2 separate regions of the Homo sapiens genome follow, and region 1 is linked to region 2. A link is a loop called in an ENCODE intact Hi-C map of the cell type or tissue named here. Cell type or tissue: ascending aorta. All regions are shown on one strand. Region 1 overlaps CARMIL1 (capping protein regulator and myosin 1 linker 1). Region 2 overlaps CARMIL1 (capping protein regulator and myosin 1 linker 1).

Region 1 (8,000 bases), 63 kb before region 2:
CTAGAAAATTGAGCTTTAGAAAACAGCAATAACACTGAAACAATCTTTGGGAGTGAGTTATCAGAGAACGTGCATTGTTGCCAAGGATGCTGGCATAAATTCTGGGAACCTCAAAATAAAAGAATCCATATTTAAGCACTTCACAATTTACCTGAACCGAACACTGGAGTCAGTTCCTACCTGTTTCCACTAATCTCTGGGTAGGGGCTGGGGGCAGGCTCTGGCCCTGGGTGTGCGTTTTCAGGAGGCAGTTCTGGCTGACTTGAACTTGTTACCTGAGCTGCATTTACATTCTACTCTCTCCTCATCTGCAACTGCCCCAGTTTCTTCTGTAGTTAGGATAGGCGAGTCAAATGACCTTAGGCAAAGAAGCTGTTGAACATACACCAGGCTCGGTGTAACTTTTCATTGTTCTAAAAAGATACTCTTTTTCCAGTCTCTGGGATTTAGCCACCCTTGGACCAGGGCAATTAGGTATATACCCTGGAGAGGGGAGGAAGGTAAGTGATGGGGGGGAGTAGGAGAGTAGCATGAAAGGGACATTGTGGACATTAAGAAGCCAGGAAATCTAATCAAAATATGGAATGAATAGGGAGAACTCTTCTTTTTTTCATAGTTATAAAATAGTTACAGAGAAAAATAAAGACTTTAGTAAAAGGTTACTGTAAAAACTTTAGGTTTCATTTCATTGGAAACGCTGTTAATATCTTTGTTAAAATAGATGAAAAATGTAGCTACAATCTGAAGGATAAAAGATTTTTGTTCCCTCTCTTATCCCCTCTGCTTTCTAAAATGCTTTTTTTTTTTAATAGAATATAAGAATTTGGATTGGTATATATGGGGTATATCATTGTCTAAATCTTTACGTTACTGTGTTTTATTTATTTTTTTCCCTCTTGATAGACCACTTTCCCCAGCTCTTTGAGGAAAGAGGGGCAAAGAGGGGAAAGAAGGATGCTTGGTGTGTGTGTGTGTGTGTGTGTGTGTGTGTGTGTGTGTGTTTTGTAGCAGTAGTAGTAGTGGCAGTAGGTAAAAGAGTGTTCACTGGGTTATTTTCCTCATCTTGTTTCTTAGGAGAAGGTTTTTCTTATTTATTTTTGAGACAGTGTCTTGCTCTGTCATCCAAGCTGGAGTGCAGTGGTTCAAACACAGCTCACCGCAGCCTCGATATCCTGGGCTCAAGAGATCCTCCTGTGTCAGCCTCTCGGGAGCTGGGACTACAATCACATGCCACCATGCCGAATTTTTTTTTTTCCTAGAGATGGGGTCTCACTTTGTTGCCTAGGCCAGTCTTAAACTCCTGGGCTCAAGCAGTTCTTCCACCTTAGCCTCCCCAAGTAGTGGGGTTACATATGCGAGCTGGTCTTCCCTTCCCTTCCTCTCCTTTCCCTTCCTTTCCCCCTTCCCTTCCCTCTTCCCTTCCCCCTTCCTCTTCCCTTTTGACAGGGCCTCACTTTGTCAGGCTGATGTGCAGTGGCATGATCTCAACTCATTGCAACCTGTGCCACCCAGGCTCAAGTGATCCTCCCACCTCAGCCTCCCAAGTGGCTAAGACTACAGGCATGGGCTGCCCCACCTGGCTAATTTCTGTATTTTTTGTAGAGATGGGGTTTCACCATGTTGCCCAGGCTGGTCTTGAACTCCTGAGCTCAAGTCATCCACCTGCCTTGGCCTCCCAAAGTGCTGGAATTATGGGTGTGAACCACTGTGCCCAACCCAAGGTTTTTCTTTTTTTGAAAGCATTATCACTTGGTGAACATTGGCCAGCAAGTGTCTTGGTTTCTTTAGATATGTGTAGATGCACAGGACGTCCTCTTAGAGGTAGGAAGCAGGCATGTACACATGTCCTGAGCTGTACTTACAGCCTCACCAGCCTTTGGCAAGGGTTTGAGACAGATGTGCTTAGTTCCTGCTAAGAAGGCAAATGTGTCTATTTCTGCTGATCCCTGGGCCCTGGAGTCTCAGGAGACATTTATGGACATTGACTGGGATTAGTAGGTATATCCACCAGACAGGATCTGGTGTAGACAGATTGACTCAAACAGACTCTGGGGAAATTTATTGAGACCTTGCCCTCATTGATTGCTGCCTAGAGGATCTTGGGGCTGGAGGACTCTTGGCAGCCATCTAACCATGTGTCCTAACCTAGGAGAAGTTTCTTCTGTAGCACCTCCGACAGCTAGGTATCTACTTTTTGCTTCACTATTCCCAGTGATGAGAAAAGCAAAAGCCCCCAAAAGCCCTGTCTTCTTTTGAACTGGGATCTGCTTCTCACTCTCCATTTCTTCTTGCATAGTCTACTGGAATATCACAGAACAATTTTTCTCCCTCCTATCCATGAGTGCAGTTCAAGTATTTGAAGAAGGTTATCATACTTTTCTTTGGTCTTATAGTCCTCAGGCTAAATAGGCTCACATCCTGGAGTCTCAGTCCTTGGAAGATGTTGTTTTCAGACTTATCACTATTCTGATCACCTTGCTTTGGAATCACCCTACTTTGTCCATGAACCTTTTAAACAACTGTTGGTGTTTGGGGATCACACATGCTTGGCGAACACCCTTGAACTGAATTAAACAGACTTTCTCAGTCTTTAATGGGCTCCTGTGGATTGTGCCTTTTGAAGAGGGTATGGAGCCTGTGGCATCACAGCATCTGTGTTCCTCCAGGCAGGGTGGGGAACATCAAGCTAAGTGCAACCTGCCTGGTGAAGAATGCTACCTATGCATTGCTTGGACAAAAGGTTTTGTTATTGTTGTTTTTTAAATTTTGGAAGTATCCCTGATATTTGCATTACTAAAACAATAATAAAACATAGGAAAGAAAAAGCGAACATCACCTAATCCTATCAATTTAGATATAATCATTGGAAAAAAAATCAGTATTTTTCATATTTTTCTGTGCTAACTTACATAAAATATATGATATATTTTAAAAAATGGAATCATGAATACTATTTTGTGGTATACTTTTAAAATTTAATTTTTGAGGTCAAAGCTTTCTAGGGCAGTAGAAAGCATGATACTCCATTTACCCACTGTAGAGGAGTACTGTAGTTTATCTAACCATGTCCCTTATTGTCAGATAATTTAGGTTATTTCCAATATTTTGCCTTATAACTGTCCATGTCCTCATATTTATTTCTCTTGGATAAATTCGTGGAAGTGGAATCATTGCCATCATTGCCTAATAGGCATTTTGAAGGATGCTTTTTTTTTCACCTGATTGTTATTTAGGAAGTCTCAATAGAGAATAAATCCTCCACCTTGTCAATTTCATTGTCTTAAACAAGAGTCTACTTGGCAGAATGGCTTGTTCTCTTTGCTTGGATCCGTGTATTTCTTAGACCAGTGCTCCTTGGACCCTAGCTCCTGAGGCAAACCTTTTTCATGCAATTTAGGGTTCTTTCAGATCTCCCTGTGTGGAAGTGTTGTCTTCTACTACAGTATGTTTGCTGGAATGAGAAAGTCCTGTGACTTCACTTGTGGTTTCAGAGTCACAGCTTCCAAGTATCATTGTCTTGGCAGAATCAGCCATAGCTTTTTCCTTGGCTGAATCCTAGGTAGGTGTGAGCCTGTATTATATGATTCAGATCTTTGCCCTTGTCGTGGGACTTTCTTACCTTGGGCCTTTGAATGCTCTCATAAATGGTAGTTGAGTAGATTCACAAATGATAAGGCACATGGCACTTTCATTAGATGAAATGTAATTAACAAGAACCATAAGCTAATATGCATGTAGAACTAGTCCAATGTCTTAGAAGATAATTTAGTATCATAATGAAAGGAGACATTGTTTTTCTTCCCAGACAGTTCTGAAGGCAGTTGATTTTATCTGTATAGCCAACAACAATTTCTTAAGTCTCATGGTCCTTCCCCACTCCACTAGAAGCTGCAGAGTAGTCCTTCTCATTCTCATTTACTGTCCCAATTTCCTGACCCTTTCACTATCTCCCTGTCCTGGGAGAGGGGTGTCCAGGTGATGAGGACCTATGGCCTCTTTTCTGCCATGAGGAGCTCCTTGTGGAGCCCTGTCCTCCTTGCTGAGGCCCTCAAGAGTGCAGCCTGCTTTTCTGTGTCCTTTCAAAGCTACCATTGTGTACTATGTTGCTTGTGGCTGTCTTTTCTTTCAAGCCTGGCAGATAGGATGATATTCCTCAGGGACCTCCTTATTTGCTGTCTCAGAAAACAAGCACAGAGGACTTTCTTAGTTACCCTGTAGAACAGACAAAGAAAATCAAGACGCCCAGATGCGGGGAAGTGACTGAGAACCTTGCAAGGTTCTTTTAAGGCAATCTCTCTGCTCTTTGATGCCTAACCTTATGGGGCACAGCCACACTCACTTGCAGAATCTGAGCTAAGGTGTGGCCAGGAGAAGTCCAGGCCAGTGAATGTTATCAGTGGTCATTTCTTGGTTTCCTGAATCCATCTGTCTTAAATCAGCTGTCACTAGCAACCAAAAAAAGATCTTATCATCTGTCATAGGCATGACCTGAAGAGAAGCAGCTGTGCTTTGTTTTTTGCTAAGTCTTGGGCAGTTCAGTTTGGCACTTAGAGTATTCCAGCTCCTTTTCTTATAAGAATATCTATCTTTATCTATCTATCTATCTATCTATCTATCTATCTATCTATCTTTAACTAACTAACTAACTAACTAACTAACTAAAGCATTTTAAAACGTGGCATCTCGCTTTGTTGCTCAGGCTGGTCTCCAACTGTTGGACTCAAGCACTCCTCCTATCTTGGCCTCCTGAGTGTCTGAGACTACAGGCACAGGCCACCATGCCCAGCCTCAGCTCCTTTTCTTTTAAATCTCTTGGTCCAATTTATATTCTTTGCCAGCATCCTTGGGACAGCACAAATGTTGAAGTTTGGGGAAACATTTTGTACAACTTTGTTCACTGAATCACAGTCACTGCTTGTGCTGTTGATAATCAAAACTAGGCTGCACAGAGTGACGTAGTCACATATTTGGCTTGGGTGTACAGATGTTTCCCTTCAAGCATCTTGGATGTCTTGCTCCTTATCAGAATTTTATCTCCCCCAAATTCATTGTTTGTGAATTAACTGTAAAGTTCTGGGAGCGATTTCCTTTTCAACAGTTTGCCTTTCTAGAAAAAAACTTTTGGAGTTTAAATAGCACTTAACCCTCTATCATTTTACTCTCTCTGAAGTGGTCTCTGTGGAGAACATGTTGGGTCTTCTCTGTTCAATATCTCTCTCTCTCTTTCTTGGCAAAGCCTGGATGCGAGAAGTTGGTCCAATCTTTCCTGTCCAGGGTTGCTTGTTAATACAGCATCTGGAGCAAAGGAAAGGCTATTAGCACCTTGTCACTTGGAGTTTCTTAAGCATTGTTCCATTTATGTGTTCTTTCTGCAGAGATTTAATGAAAGTGGCATCTGTCTTTACACCTGACATATGCAGGTTGTCCGCAGAACTGAACAAGTGGTGTCAGCAACACTGTATATGCAGGAAGGCTTCATGCTCACGTCGTTTTTTCTGTGTTCTCTGGGAGTAGCCAACTTCTTTATTCATCAGAGTAGGGCTTTACATTTTAATATTCTAGAGAGAGATGCTTGTGGTGATATATTTAGCCTTAAATTCAGGAATGGCTTCTTTTTTCAATGTCTTTACATTTTACGCCTCCCATTTTCTGTGTTAATAGGTAAGTGTGCCTACATTTAAATTCTGAAATGGCATTTGCTAACATTTAATCTTGGCCAAGTTATTTAACTTCTCTGTGCCTTACTTTCTTCATCTGTAAAATGGGTGTAATAACAAAAAACTACATTGTAGCTTTGTTTTGAAAATTAAGTGGGATATTACATATAAAATATTTCATAATAGTGCCTGGCACATAGTAAGTCATGAGTAAGTCTTAGCTGTTATTGTTAGGGGTAGTGTCGTGATAATGCTAAATGCTTTGATTAAAAGAATCTAATTGTATATTTGAGTCACAGATTATTCAGATATATTTTATATAAATATTTCAAAAGAAATACCTCAACTTTGCATGTCTTCCTGGCCCTGTACAAGGTACATGTTGTTATGTTTTCTCTGCTCAGAGCTATTTTAAGCCAGTACAGACTGTCTACAGAAATGGGTTTAGAATGTTTTTTCACTCTGCTGTTCTTAAAGAGGGTACACTGCTTTTGAGAAATCTTTTTTAAAGAAAGGGTTCAAGTTCAGTGTTGAGAAATTTGTCTCTGAGGACAACGCTGTGCATTTCCAATACGTATCTGTTTTTCATCTTGCTTTCATTGCAGATCTGCATGTATTTAGATATATGCTCAAGTCCCTCTTTCACTTCCCAGTTACTTAGAGTGAAAAAAAGAAAACATCAGTAGTTGGTGCCTGTTCATTCACTTAGGGCTTTCTTGGTCCTTTCAGGGCACTGCTGTCTGTTGCTGTTGCCTCACTCAGTTTGCTTCCTCTTGGATTTCAGTTATGATTGCTTTTTTTTTTTTTTTTGAGACGGAGTTTTGCTCTTGTTGCCTGGGCTGGAGTGCAATGGCGCGATCTCGGCTCACCGCAACCTCCGCCTCCTGGGTTCAAGCGATTCTCCTGCTTCAAATTCCCGAGTAGCTAGTATTACAGGTGTGTGCCACCATGCCCAGCTTATTTTGTATTTTTAGTGGAGACAGGGTTTCTCCATGTTTCAGGGTGGTCTCGAACTCCTGACCTCAGGTGATCTGCCCGCCTCAGCCTCCCAAAGTGCTGGGATTACAGGTGTGAGCCACTGCGCTTGGCCGATTGCTTTTATTTTATAGCCGGTCCTTGATCGGGGGTGCAGGGTGCATTATCTGAGTTCATTGGTGTGTGTGGCTCTGTGTCTCCATAGTCAGAAGGATTCCTGGGCATGCTGGATTCTTTTTTTTTTTTTTTTTTGGGAAAGAGTCTCACTCTGTTGTCCAGGCTGGAGTGCAGTGGTGCAATCTTAGCTCACTGCAACTTCTGCCTCCCGGGCTCAAGGGATTCTCCTGCCTCAGCCTCCTGAATAGCTGGGATTACAGGTGCCTGCCACCATACCCAGCTAATTTTTTGTATTTTTAGTAGAGACGGGGTTTTACCATGTTGGCCAGGCTGGTCTCAAAGTCCTGACCTCAGGTGATCTGCCCGCCTCGGCCTCCCAAAGTGCTGGGATTACAGGCCTAAGTCACAGCACCCGGCCCATGCTGGGTTCTTAATCTCCAGGCTGTGCTGGACTCTCACCTTCTAACCAACCTTGAGGTATTTCAGTCCCAGCACTATTGACATTTTGGTCAAAACAATTGTTGTGGGGGCTGTCCTGTGCATGATAGGATGTTTACCAGCATCTGTGGCCCCTCCCCACTAGATCCTGGCACCATCACCCACTCTTCCCACAGTTGGGATAATTAAAAATGTCTCCAGAGGCTGGGCACGGTGGCTCATGCCTGTAATTCCAGCACTTTGGGAGGCCGAGGCGAGCGGATCACCTGAGGTCAGGAGTTTTTGAGACCAGCCTGGCCAACATGGCGAAAACCCATCTCTACTAAAAATAGAAAAATTAGCTGGGTGTGGTGGCGGGTGCCTGTAATCCTAGCTACTTGGGAGGCTGAGGCATGAGAATTGCTTGAAACTGGGAGGTAGAGGTTGCAGTGAGCTGAGATTGTGCCACTGCACTCCAGCCTGGGGCGACAGAGTGAGACTCCACCTCAAAAAAAAAAAAAAAAAAGTTTCCAAACATTGTCACATGTCCTTTGGATTGTAGAATTGGCCCCCCCACTGAGAATCATTGGTTTAGATCAGTGGGTTTCAAATGTCAGAGAGCAGGTGTGTATTTTATCATATTTAGCTTCTAGAGTTATGTCTAAGTCTCGAAATTTACAGTTTTATGATATAGCCATTGTTGATTTATCTAAAAGTCTATATGCATTTAAAATGCTTATTTTTGAAATATTTAGATAACCAAATCTGTATGTAACAAAAATAACAAATCCCACCACATAGCAATTTGTCTTGTTTTAAGATACCTAAAAGATC
Region 2 (8,000 bases):
AAATTTTTTAATTCTGGTAAAAAGAGAAAACCACATGAAATTTGTCATCTTAACCATTTTTAATTGTGCAGTTCAGTAAAGTATATTGACATTACTGTGCCACAGATCTCTGGAACTTTTCCGTCTTGTCTGCTGACTATCTTTTATGGCAGTGTAGGGTGAGCCATGTCTTTACACAGTTGTTCATTCACTGCTTGCCCTGCTACTTACACTCCTCCTGCAAAATGCCCCTAGCTTATAGTACAAGAAAGAGGTTTCTTTGGCTGGACTTTCCTCCTTCTAAGACTTCTTTTTTTTTTTTTTTTTTGAGACGGAGTTTCGCTCTGTCGCCCAGGCCGGACTGCGGACTGCAGTGGCACAATCTCGGCTCACTGCAAGCTCCGCTTCCCGGGTTCACGCCATTCTCCTGCCTCAGCCTCCCGAGTAGCTGGGACTACAGGCTCCCGCCACTGCGCCCGGCTAATTTTTTGTATTTTTAGTAGAGACAGGGTTTCACCTTGTTAGCCAGGATGGTCTCGATCTCCTGACCTCATGATCCACCCGCCTCGGCCTCCCAAAGTGCTGGGATTACAGGCGTGAGCCACCGCGCCCGGTCCTCCTTCTAAGACTTCTGTGTCAGCCATTCAGTGAGTTTGCTCAAGTCCTCTTACAGTCCTTACCATTTCATTAGTTGAATGCTTAAGTAGAAATGGGTTTAAAAAACCAGAGATTTGGTTTAAAGAGAGGGAATATCTGGGAGCAGCAAGGATTCTAGGTGGGTAGGGTGTAAACCTCACCAAGTAACTCAGCTGAAAATACTTTCTCAATTTAGTACAAGGTCCCAGCACGGAAAGATGTACAAGGTTATTTTTCCTGGCGCTTCTCCCTTCCGTATAGCCCATATGTTAGTGCCCTTAGTTCTTAATGCCCTCTGGCAGCCAAGTTCTTATCTTGGGGAGCTACATCACAGGTGTTGGGTGCTGTTTAATTTTCAGCTAATTGAGCTTTTTTGCTGCTAGAGTCTTGTATGGTGTTTTCTTGAATTCATGAATTAGTCATTAATTTGTGTTTAGCAGGCAGGCACCCTGGCAGTCTGTGGTCTGTCCAGCAGACCTTCTTTTGGACTGGACGGATGCTCTTTGTGCAGTTTTTAGTGAATGATGGTGGGAAAAACAGAATCCTCTTCCAGAACCCTTAAACGGCAGCCTTTTCTTTACTTCCAGCTCTTACCTTGCAGGTGGGTGTGGGTCTTAACTTCAGAATGGCTACTTTTAGTGGGGTTAACTATTGGGGTAGGATGGAGACTGTGTTCTGAGGCTCAGCAGAAGTCATTGTGTTTTTTTTTTTTTTTTGGCACTCTGTAAGGTTTGAGGAAATTCTGTGATTTGAATGAATTTTTTCTCAGGAGGATTTACTTCTAAAATAAACGTAATTAATTAGATAACTGGAATTTCCTACCACTTAGATGGTTGTTGTCAGGTTCTGTTTCCTTGCTACAATTTGAAAGCACTTGAAATTTCAGATTCATGAATTTATACCACAAAAACTCAAAACAGTTGAAAAGTACATAGATGCTCATGCCTGTAAGCCCAGCACTTTGGGAGGCCGAGATGGGCAGATCACTTGAGGCCGGGAGTTCGAGACCACCCTGGCCAACATGGCAAAACCTCATCTCTAGTAAAAATGCAAAAAAATTAGCCGGATGTGTTGGTACATGCTTGTAATCTCAGCTACTTGGAAGGTTCAGGCATGAGAATCACTTGAACCTGGGAAGCAGAGGTTGCAGTGAACCAAGATTGTGCCACTGCACTCTAGCCTAGGGGACAGAGTGAAATTTTGTGTCAAAAAGAAAACAAAAATAAAAAAACACATTTTTTTGAGTGTTATGGAGTTATGATTCCAATTCTTTAATTTTAATAAGCCTTGAAAAGCTGCAGTTTACTCCATCATGAGTAGGGATAAGCTTCTCAGTATAAACAACCTGTAGTTCTGTGGTTAATGAAATAAGAAGCTTGAACTACTTTCTTAAGTTAAAAGTGCCTTTTCAGCAAGTAGATGCTCAATGAAGTTAGCACACCTATTTCAACTTTAATCAATAAGGTGGAAATAATGCAGTATGGCAGGTACATTACTTTCAGTTGCATTTTCTAGGTGTGATTATCTCAGAGTTTGAAATCGTACATTTTATGATTTTATGTTAGTGCAGGATGAATCTTTTCAGTTATAACTGAGCTGGCTGTGAGCATTTAGCCTGACAGGTTGGGCTGCTTTTCTTACTGGTTTTGTCCGTATAAGGAGTACCACAGAAGTACCTCACACGCATTTTAAAATAACTTTTCGGTAATAAAAATTAATATTGGTTAAGAATAAACTTAGCTTATCTAATGCGTGGGCCAACCATTTCTGAGCAAAATTGTGAGCAGAGTTTGTCTTGTGTGTTGGCTGTGGTCTTAAAAACACTAGCAGACAGTGTTATGTTGACTGTAATATTTCTTCTGTAGAGTAAAAGATAGATTTCATTTCTGGGTGAAGCATTGTAATTGGCTTATACTTTTGTTTCTGGTCATATTATGTAGACAGTAGAAAAGAAGTGGGAATATAAAGGTAGGAGAGGTATTACTTGAATGTGACGCATAAAAAGTATATAAGTAGACAGAAAAGAAGTGGGAATATACAGGTAGGAGAAGCATTACTTTTATGTGATGCATAAAAAATATATAGAGTTTTCTATTGTTTTGGGGGTGGGGTTAGAAAACATGCTATAGATAAAGAAGAGTCAAAATTAGAAAATTAAGTAAGATGTTTCCTGTTATACTTAAACATTGCAATACTTACAAAGCATATCATAAGGTATATATAAAGTGGTCATTATGAACTTTCTTTACCCAGGTCAAGCAACGCCTCTAAGGGGGAAAAATAATTTGGTGAATCCCCATACTCTATGATAGGGCATATAGAGCCATTTTATTATAAAGAAGTGATATATTGCTGAAGTGAGTACTAAGTAGCAAGCAGTGGAAATGTGTACCATGCATTTCTGAGAAATAATGCCTGGGAATGCACTGCAAAACAGGTGTACTTGGTGTATATGCAATTTAAGTAACATAACAACTTGAGAAGGATTCAAAGATGGGAATAGCTATCATGTGAATGAAGGCATTGCACTGTAGAAATATCTTACTATAACAATTTTATTATATGATCATTGTGGCCAAGAATACTGATCATTTAGCTTAGTTTTAGAAGCTAAATATGAAGTATCATCATTCTATGTACAATGTATTCTGTGGTGGTTGTGCATTTATTATTGGGATCACAGCGTGTCTTTTTTCTGCCAAGATGGACACTGGGCACCATGGTCACAGGCTTCTTGGGTGCTACTAATAGAAGGCTCTCTCTTGGCTTTCTCTGTTGGGCAGAAGTCTGTGAATGCCATTATAGCTAAGACTCTCCCATTCTGGCCAGGAAAGGAAGCTGGAAGGACTTGGACTCACTGATTTGTGCTGACACCCATTCAGCCCTGCCGTTGGAACTCTTTAATGTGCTTTTCAGTGAGCTAGTGTTTCAGAACCTCATGACAGGGCAGGCTGATTTCTCAGATGCATACTTCTCTGACCTCTGGCTTCCCCTAGCTCACTGAGGCTCGTTCTGCCTGTTGATGAGGCTCTCCTGGCAGATTTGACACTGGACCCAAGAGGGCAGAAGAATCAGCTGTTAAGCTGGTACAGGGCTCAAAGATAAATAAGAAGACACTCAGCAGAGCGTAACTTTGAGGCAGGCACACAACCACTTGGGTCAGTGTAGTATTTGGGGCATGTGGGTTTGTGTTTGGAATTTGAGAGGAAGCACTCTGATGATCCAGCAGCCTTTGTGCTCCAGTGACATGCTAATTTTTTTTTCCTGATATTGGGATTGCGTTCCCTTGACTATTGCAGCAGAGAAACTGAAATGGGAATCATTTCCTGTGGGTGCACTGATGTGCACAGTGGGCGGAACCGGGAAGGCAAGTCAGAGGCATTTTTCTCATTTCTGAATCCATGAGTCTGGCTTTTCCCTTAGGGTATTTGGGCCAATTGTTATAGTGTGTCCCACTGTGTAAATTGAAGGTTTAGCCAAGTCTGGCTGAATGGTTTAGTCTTGCAAAAACTAAAGCACTTTGTTTTTAAAAAAGGAAAAAAAAGTTTAACTTTTTTTATTTTTAACATGGCATTATTGGACTAAATGATGTTAGGCATGTTAACAGAGTAAAAGGGAGAACTTCTTTCTGCAGTTTGGCAGGCCTGTCACTTCACAGGTGTATCACTGTCCAAATGAGGGATGCCAGATAAGACATCATTCAGCCTCCCGGAGGGGTGGGGGAGCAGGTGTGGCACAATACAGTCATTGTTCATTGTCTTCCCGCTTACAGTATTGTAAAACCTGCACTGCATTAAAAATCCTATTAATAGAACATTGGATTAGGAAGAATACTTAGGCTTCTCCCTCCTTCCATCAGTTTTAAAAGGAATTTAGAAAAATCACTATTTCTTGTATGTATGAGTGGGGGAGGGAAAGAAGGAAGAAAAGAGAGACTGACTTTGTCTTTGAAATACAGAAGAGAACATCTTGCAGTGAGGAATGAGAATCTAAAAAGATAACCAGGCTTCTTGTAAGAAAACTTTCATAGACAGTTATTCAGCAGGCAGATTTTTAATTTTCATGTTTCCAGCTTGTTTAGTCTGTGGGGACTTTGATTTCTGGAAGCCCACTGGGATCGCTGCTAAACCTTACATACTTTTTTTGTTGTATCAAATTCAGTTCAACTACCAGAAAATTTTTTTTGGCAATTATTTTTTTCTCTGTCATGTTTTCTGTCCAATGAGAGGAGAAGACTGGGATAGCCAAGGCAAATGCTGCTCAAATTATTGTGCCCAAGAGGAGAGATTTGGCCCTGTGATACTGCAGGGGGACTGTTGAGAAAGAGTAACAGGGACATATTGGGAAGTGTGCAGCCTGGGCTTCCCAACTGATGTCTTAGCTAATTTGAAATGTTGTGATTAGACCTTCCCTTATTCACGTTGAGGAATGAATATGCTGACAGCCATATGCATGTGATTTTAGGATTATTAAGTGTAATGGAATGTCCAAACCATCACTCAGTTTTACATAGCACCCTTCAAGAACTAGAATGCCTGGGAAACATGGCTGTCCCAGTTAAGTTGAGGTTTTATCTGAAACCCATTTTGTTTTCAAACATGTTGGAAATGTTCCTAAAAATGCCTGAGTGTGCTTTGGGGGTGTGCTTGGTGAGTATGCTTTCCTACCCTTGAGTGTTTGAGACTTGTTTTCATTATGTTAGGGGCTTATGATAAAGTCTTCATTTTCAGATCTTTATGTAGAAGATATATATAATTGAGCAGATTTTGAAGTTTCGCTCAAATCTTGTTTGTATTTAAGAATACTTTTTCTTATTCATTATTCTGATTAATTTTTCTTTTAAAACTGGCAACATTTTGCAGGTAGTTTATGGTTTTGCAAATTAGAATATGGGTCATTCCTCTAAATAGAAACAGTGTTTTTGGTCTTGATGGGTCTGTGAATTAGGTGAAACTAGTTTTATCTTTCTCCTTCTACTTCTAGGGGAAAGTCTTTACCTTTCCCCCCCTGCACACTCCTCCCACCCCACCCTTCCAAGCTTGATCTCAGCAAATTCATTGACTTCCAAAATTCATTTATATGACTTTAATCTTAAGTCATCTTTATGAAAATGGCTTATCTTTAACTTACTACCTGTTTCAGGAATAGTTGCAGGCAGAGCTTTTTTCTTATTTTTCTTGGTATGAAAGGCTTTGTATCCTGCTAAAGGAATTTCAGGATTTATAGTTATAAGTAGCTATATTTTTAGTCATGAGCTTTGCTATGGTTTGAAAGTGTCCGCCAAATTTCATGTGTTGGAAACTTAATCCCCAAATCCATATGTTGGTTGCATTTGGAGGTGGGGCCTGTGGGATGTAATAAGGGTTAAATAAGGTCATCAGGGGGGTTCCCATTGATGTTACAGGTGGCTTTATAAGAAGAGAGACCTGAGCTAGCATGCTCTTGCTCTCTCACCGTATGATGCTCTCTACTATGTTATGACATAGCGGGAAGGCCCTCGCCAGATGCAGACTCTTGAGTTTGAACTTTTCAGCCTCCAGAACTGTAAGAAATACATTTCTTTTTCAGGACCCATAAGACAGAGCAAAAAATAAAAAGAAAAAAAGAAATTAAAAAAAGAAAGAAAAAATTTTAAAAAATTCTTTTGAAAAATAAATTACACAGTCTGTGATACTGTGTTATAGCAACAGAAAATGAACTAAGGCGGGTTCCCAGAACCTTTATAATCACATCAGCTTGTTAACTGCTGTTCCACTTGTAAGCAGCTCCCCCTCAGGCCAGATATTACTGGCATAAGTGGAAAACCTAGGCACCTGAAAGTTTCTGACAGCCTTTCAGAAAGTTCCAGAAAGGAGTGCCTTTGTTTTCCTCACTAAGTGAGAGATTAAAAAAGAAAATCAGTAAAAGTCACTTCCCCTAATGCCTACAGTTGTCATCCTGGAATCACACTTTTATTGAATCCAATTCAGCAAACATTTATCGAAGACCAGCTATGTATAGTTAAAACCACTACACGGGCCGGGCGTGGTGGCTCATGCCTGTAATCCCAGTACTTTGGGAGGCCGAGGTGGGTGGATCACCTGAGGTCCGGAGTTTGAGACCAGTCTGGACAACATGGTAAAACCCTGTCTCTACTAAAATTACAAAATTATCTGGGCATGGTGGCACATGCCTGTAATCCCAGCTAATTGGGAGGCTGAGGCAGGGGAATCACTTGAACCCAGGAGGTGGAGGTTGAGGTGAGCTGAGATCGTGCTATTGCACTCCAGCCTGGGAAACAGAGACTCCGTCTCAAAAACAAAACAAAACAAAACAAAAAAACCACTACACGAGCTGTAGAAAAGCCCATTTGTTTCTCTTCTAAAGTATATAATGGGGCTGGGCACAGTGGCTCACACCTGTAATTTCCACACTTTGGGAGGCCAAGGCAGGCACATCACCTGAGGTCAGGAGTTTGAAACCAGCCTGGCCAACATGGTGAAACCTCGTCTCTACTAAAAATAGAAAAATTAGCTGGGCATGATGGCACATGCCTGTAATCCCAGCTACTCTGGGGGCTGAAGCATGAGAATTGTCTGAACCTGGGAGGCGGAGGTTGCAGTGAGCCGAGATTGCACCACTGCACCCCAGCCTGGGTGACAGAGTGAGACTCTGTCTCCAAAACAAAGAAAGAAAAGAAAGAAAGAAAGCACACAGTGGGTGAAGAAAGTACTCACTACTCAGGTAGTGAGTACCTGACCAATGTAGAATGACTTTTAAAATTCCAGACTTGGGAGCATTTCTCAGGATGCCAGTAGGTATTAAAAATTATTTTTGACCAAGTAAATTTGGAGAAAGATGGGTTAAGTGAAGTTGGATAGGGATTTTCTTTTTTATCGGTGCTTCCAAAGGGGGATGGTATATGCAGCATTTCCCAAATTTATTTGACCAGGGACCATGTATTTATTTATTTAGGAGCAGCTCAGAGGACTAGTGTTCCATGGAGAACACTGTGACAAAGGCTGTTCTACACCACGGAAGATTTTTTTCCTCTCTCTCTTTTAGAGGGCTCTTTTATTTTGGTGTATACATGTTTATTATTCAGAGCCAGCAAACTCTGTAACTTTCTCCATTGGTTATATAAAAAGTGTTAGCATTTTCCTTGGATATTTGTGAGGTTTTGAAGGGCCGGGATAATGACCGTTGAGTGAGCTCTTACTTGGTGCCAGCTACATTGCTGAGCATTTCCTCTAGAGTCTCATTAGTGGGAAGTACAAATTAGCAGTTCTGCTTTTTAGGTGAGAGGATAACTTGACCAATATGCAATTTATGCATCATTTCCAACATGCCAGACATTTTAAGGTGAAGAGATTTTAAAAATCATGTATAGTTTTATATATAGATTC

The links. Peaks named below come from ENCODE experiments on the same cell type or tissue, not always from the same donor. Only the 100,000 strongest peaks of a DNase experiment are listed, where the experiment ranks them.
Region 1: it touches region 2 in a loop (2.3-fold over the local background); 7 of 110 quality-filtered maps call a loop at or near these places.

What each region holds. Positions count from the first base shown.
Region 1 is chr6:25,292,305-25,300,304 of GRCh38, forward strand. The region is part of intron 2 of CARMIL1 (capping protein regulator and myosin 1 linker 1); the gene reads left to right. Among named protein-coding and RNA genes, the nearest start is that of CARMIL1, 17 kb to the left of the region's middle. RefSeq lists an enhancer at 127-627. In ascending aorta, no CTCF peak of the experiment used is centred here; a DNase peak (open chromatin) is centred at 4,867; H3K4me3 peaks cover 1,463 bases; H3K27ac peaks cover 7,639 bases.
Region 2 is chr6:25,355,762-25,363,761 of GRCh38, forward strand. The region is part of intron 2 of CARMIL1 (capping protein regulator and myosin 1 linker 1); the gene reads left to right. All of the region lies in intron 2 of LOC124901281 (a long non-coding RNA gene), which reads right to left. Among named protein-coding and RNA genes, the nearest start is that of CARMIL1, 80 kb to the left of the region's middle. In ascending aorta, no CTCF peak of the experiment used is centred here; DNase peaks (open chromatin) are centred at 3,550, 3,970 and 4,948; H3K4me3 peaks cover 2,031 bases; H3K27ac peaks cover 6,442 bases.